Regions from separate parts of the Homo sapiens genome. Here region 2 is linked to region 1. The links are chromatin contacts, found by Hi-C or POLR2A ChIA-PET in ENCODE. All regions are on one chromosome and are shown on one strand. The core of a region is the stretch at or near the end of the contact, and the rest is flanking DNA. Distances in the headings are between cores, read along the strand shown.

Region 1 (2,700 bases), core at 113-2,612:
TCTTGAATTATCATCTCGGGGTAATGAATGACCGTTATTCAAATCATGCAATATTTGTTGAGAGTCTACCACGTATGAAGCCCTCTTCTAGGCACTTGCAATAGAACTGTGAGCAAAATGGATAAAAGTGCCTGCTCTTGTGGGGCTTATGTTCTAGTGGAGGAGAGAAACAAGAAAAAGAGTAAAATAAGAAAATATTCAGCATGTGTACAAAGGAGAGAAAAATAGCCGGGCGCGCAGTGCTCACGCCTGAATCCCAGCACTTTGGGAAGCCGAGGCGGGCAGATCACTTGAGTCCAGCAGTTTGAGACCAGCCTGGCCAACATGACAAAACCCTGTCTCTACTAAAAATACAAAAATTAGCCCAGTGTGGTGGCACGCGCCTGTAGTCCCAGCTACTCAGGAGGCGGAGGCAAGAGCATTGCTTGAACCTGGGATGTGGAGGTTGCAGTGAGCCGAGATCACATCACTGCACTCCAGCCTGAGCAACAGGGCGAGACTCTTTCTCAATAAATAAATAAATAAATAAATAAATAAATAAATAAATAATAAAGGAGAGAAAAATAAATCAGGGAAGTAAGAAAGGAAATGTGCCAGGGATGAGGGGTGGAGGTGGTGGGGTGGGGCCACTGGCCAGGAGGACACCTTCATTGAGAAGGTGATGTTGAACAAAGACCTCAAGTCTAAGGTTACCTTCATAAGCGGAAGATGAACAAGTTTGCACGGGAGCAAATAGACCAAGGTGGCCACTATCCTTAAGAAAACAAAAACCCATATTCATGCCAAAGGCCAAGAATATTGTTTTTGGTTATTGAAATGGAATGAGTCAGTAGTATCTGTGTGTGTGTTTCTACCAGACGGTTAATGGGCAGTTCATTAGCCGCTACCTTTTTTTTTTTTTTTTGGTGGTGGGGGAACAGTGTCTGGTGGGTGTTTCTGCAGGAGACTGCTGACCTCAGACCCAGCCGACCTGACTAATTTTTGCCAATGGAAAGTTATATGTGTAAGGGATTACAGCTCTTCTTTAATGGGCTGAGTTCATCTGTGGCCAGAAAAAGAACAAAGGCTCCCAGGGTACAGGGCTTTGGGAGGGGTGAGAAGTCTGAATCATAAGCCTGAGCCTAAGCAAGGTGTGTGAAGTTGTTGAGGCTGAGAAAAATAAAAGTCAGAGATGACTTATCTTGGCGTCTGCCAGCCCACAGCAAGGATTGTCAGCTGGGCAGGTTGTCAGCGTTGTGGTCCCATTCTGAGAAATTCCCTTTCTCAGAAACCAGGCATCTGAGAGCATAGGGTTGAACTTTGGTGTTTTAGGTGATGTGGTGAAGTGTTTGTCAACTTGCTGGCTGAGCCTCCTCCACACCGGTAGTAACTCTTGGTGCCTGTGCCAGGAACTGTGTCATCCTTGTGAGTCACCTGTCATGCATGTTTTACCGGGAAGTTGGGTGGTTCAGCTGCGAGCAAGATTCTGTTCAGTATGTATTTCTTTTGATTGTGAACCAACATTAGTACTTCAGGGAGGTATTATAAATAGGTCAGTGTAAAATATCCACCAGCCGTTAATTATCTCAGTCCAGAGTTTGAACTTGCCTCTTCGTGTGGTGGGGGTGTGGAGGGGGGGTCCTTGGTTCTGTGAAAGGGCCCCAGGAATACATTTAGGAATCTCCCACACATGCATTATGCATATTATTTGCCTCTTGTGCAATTGAGCTGGCTCACGTTAGATACCTTGTTCACTCACCTTTCTCAGACGGAGTGACAATTAACTTCCAGGAGCTTCATGACAAACCCTAAAATATGTTGCTTGCCTGCCACATTTGTCCTTAAGAGGGCATGAGGTTCTCCATGAGTAAGTGTAGGCTTTGGGAATCACACTCAGCCCTCTGACTTTGTGAACCCAGAAACTGAGATTCATGATACAAAGGGTAATATTAGTAATAATAAGGCCGGGCATGGTGGCTCACACCTATAATCCAGCACTTTGGGAGGCCGAGGTGGGCAGATTGTGTGAGGTCGGGTGTTCGAGACCAGCCTGGCCAACATGGTGAAATCCCATCTCTACTAAAAATACACAAATTAGCTGGGCTTGTTGGCGGGCACCTGTAATTCCAGCTACTTGGGAGTCTGAGACACAGAATCGCTTGAACCCAGGAGGCAGAGGTTGCAGTGAGCTGAAATCACTCCACTGCACTCCAGCCTGGGCAACAGAGTGAGACTCTGTCTCAAAAAAAAAAAAAAAAAAAAAGATAAATAAATAAATAAATAAAAACAAATAAATCAAATGTAAGGATGTCAAGGTTGTTAATGACAAGATTGTAGCCCAAATGCAGTAGTGAGGTTGGAGAGAGCTGGGGTCCCAGCCTCACAGAGACTAGGTTAGAATTTTAGACCTGCCTCTTACTTGTTGAGTGGCTTTGGGCAGTTCATTTAACCTCTCCGTGCCTCAGTTTTCTTTATCTGTTAAATGGGTCTAGTAATAAGTAGTACCTTGCTGAGCTGTCATGAGGACCAGGTAGAAAATTGAATGAGCAGCCCCTAGCCTAGTGGCTTTCACAGAGAAAGTGCTCAGGAAATGTCAGCAACTCATTGTCATCAAAGTTGTCTTCACATAGTTTTATGAGGGAAATGCTCTTATTCCCATTTTACAGATGAGGGACTGAGGCTTTATGAAGATTAAGGGATAGGCCTGTGACTGGAAGAGGA
Region 2 (2,700 bases), core at 76-2,575, 280 kb before region 1:
CCAAGATACAGAAACAGCCCAACTGTCCATTAGCAAATGAGTGGATAAAGAAAGTGTGGAATACACATGCAGTGGAATGTTATTATTCAGCCTTAGAAAAGAAGAAACTTCTGCAATATGGGACTACATGGATGAACTTTGAGACATTATGCTAAGTGAAATAAGCCAGTCACAGAAGAACAAATACTGCATGATTCCACTTAAAATTAGTATCTAAAATAGGCCAATTCATGGAATACAAAAGTGAAACGGTAGTTGCCAGGGGCTGGGGAAAGATCAATGGAAAGTTTCTTTTTTCTTTGTTTTTGAGACAGAGTCTTGCTATCTCACCCAGGCTGGAGTGCAGTGGTGTGATCTTGGCTCACTTCAAGCTCAACCTCTCAGGTTCAAGTGATCCTCCCGCCTCAGCCTCCCGAGTAGCTGGGATTACAGGTGCGCACCACCACACCTGGCTAATTTTTGTATTTTTAGTAGAGATGGGGTTTCACCATGTTGGCCAGGCCAGTCTCAACTCCTGACCTCAGGTGATCCACCTGCTTCAGCCTCCCAAAGTGCTAGGATTACAGGCATGAGCCACTATGCCCGGCCTCAATGGAAAGTTTCTAATCAACAGGCATAAAGTGTCAGTTAAGCAAGATGAATGAGCCCTAGAGACCTGCTGTACAACACTGTACTTATATTTAGCAATACTGTATTGTATACTTGAAAACGTATTAAGAGGGTAGCTTTCATGTTAAGTATTCTTACCACAATAAAGTTATTCTTTTTTTTAAGTGTGCCACAAATTGAGGAGTATGATTAAATCTACCTTTGGAACCCGAGTTCCAAAATGAAATAAAATAAATCCAACATAAAAATTTTAAATGCTTTAACTATTAAAAATACTATTAAGGCAAATTTTACAAGAGGTAAGATTCAGTTATCATGGAGACTAAGTTAAGATTTTCAGTTCCTAGAGAATTTTTTCCTCCAGAACTGAAAGCTAGCTCACAGGGGTATCTTTTGTCCATTTGTTTTTTGAGACAAGGTCTCACTCTGTCTCCCAGGCTGGAGTGCAGTGGCATGGTCTCAGCTCACTGCCTCCCAGACTTAAAGGAACTTCCCACCTCAGTCTTCCAAGTAGCTGGGACTACAGGCGCACACTACCATGCCCAGCTAATTTTTGTATTTTTTGTAGAGACGAGGTCTTGCCATGTTGCCCAGGCAGGTCTCGAGCTCCTGGGCTTAAGCGATCCACCCGCCTTGGCCTCTCAAAGTGCTAGGATTACAGGCATGAGTCACCGCATCTGGCCTTTCGTCAAATTTAACCTTGCCTGTCTTGTTCATTATTAAACCTCCAGTCCAGGCATAGTGCCAGCACAGAGTCAACTCTAATAAATATTTGATGAATAAGTCCATATCAAAACAAAATGCAAGCTGCTTCCATTCTGTAATTCCGCATTTTGCTAATGAAAGGATATTTGAGTCATAGAAATCAGCAAAGTAGGTAGTATTTGTTGTTCATTCATGGAGATGATAGGTGAGAACCTCAGATTTTAGGCTTGGCCAAGATCTCAGTCTGTTAAAACTGGACAAAGATGGAAAGTTTCTAATTGAGTAGGCATGGAAGCCAGAGATGCTAGCAAAGTCCCTTTAGGGCAGCCAGAATGACCCTTATGAAGGGCAGTCATAATTTTGATCATGTCACGTTCATGCTGGAGAAAGAGTGAGCCAACTATGAAATGGCCACTGGGACAAATATGGTCTTAGGTGGTCAATCTACGGACCCCTAGATTTGAAAGACCATAACAGACTCTTGTCTGAGGATGTCAGCTGAAGCCTCAAACCGAGAATATAAGTGACAAGTGACAAGCCGCTGACATTTCAAAGTGAGGAGTAAAGGCAACCCCACATAACTTGCTAAGAGGTGGCAGGACCAATTCTCTGACCTGGAACCCATTCCTTTCCTGCAGGCTGTCAAGGGGAAAGGGAGGATCCATAGGCACATCAGAGCAATCCTTTCTGTGAAGAGTGTGGTTAGCTTGTGGGGAAGGGATGATTTTCCACCCCACCCCTCCAACTCAAGGCAAGTAACTCTGCTTCCAAAGAAGCCCACCTGGAATGTGGGTGTTGCCTGCCAGTAAGGGAGAAACCCTGGATGCCAGGGTCAAGCCTGAGGAAGTCCAGGAGATGGCTAGCGGAAGGCAGGCCTGCGAGGGGGAGTTATGGGAAGGAGAAGGACTTGTACATTTTATTTTTGCTCTCTGTTCTTTGTCTTCTTCTTCTTCTTTTGAGATGAAGTTTCGCTCTTGTTGCCCAGGCTGGAGTGCAATGGTGCAGTCTCAGCTCACTGCAACCTCCACCTCCTGGGTTCAAGCAATTTTTCTACCTCAGCCTCCCAAGTAGCTGGGATTACAGGCGCCTGCCACCATGCCCAGGTAATCATTTTTGCTCTTTTTTCTATTTAATTGTTTTTCTTAATTGTGAATATGTATTACTTTTGTAATTTTTTTTTTTTTTTTTGAGATGGAGTCTCACTCTGTCACCCAGGCTGGAGTGCAGTGGCACAATCTTGGCTCACTGCAACCTCTATCTCCCAAGTTCAAGCGATTCTCCTGCCTCAGCCTCCCAAGTTGCTGGGATTACAGGTATGTACCACCATGCCCGGCTAATTTTGTATTTTTAGTAGAGATGGGGTTTCTCCATTGGTCAGGCTGGTCT

The links. A loop is a pair of places that touch in the nucleus more often than their neighbours do. ChIA-PET counts read pairs that join two places held with the same protein, here RNA polymerase II (POLR2A). Pooled maps may share reads with other maps.
Region 2: a loop to region 1 is called in a pooled map, with 6 times the contacts of the local background. The contact joins two enhancer-like sites. A Hi-C loop is called at or near these places in 1 of 50 pooled maps. POLR2A ChIA-PET finds 5 or more read pairs at or near these places in 3 of 52 experiments (activated T-cell, activated naive CD4-positive, alpha-beta T cell and activated naive CD8-positive, alpha-beta T cell).

Annotation. Positions count from the first base shown.
Region 1 is chr21:31,353,378-31,356,077 of GRCh38, reverse strand. It overlaps a transcript of TIAM1 not described here. Among named protein-coding and RNA genes, the nearest start is that of TIAM1, 10 kb to the right of the region's middle. Within about 2 kb of position 1,362, at least 9 of the 41 ENCODE cell types and tissues checked have a DNase peak (open chromatin) inside an H3K27ac peak, as active enhancers do.
Region 2 is chr21:31,628,881-31,631,580 of GRCh38, reverse strand. No RefSeq gene overlaps it. Among named protein-coding and RNA genes, the nearest start is that of SOD1, 29 kb to the left of the region's middle. Within about 2 kb of position 1,325, at least 3 of the 41 ENCODE cell types and tissues checked have a DNase peak (open chromatin) inside an H3K27ac peak, as active enhancers do.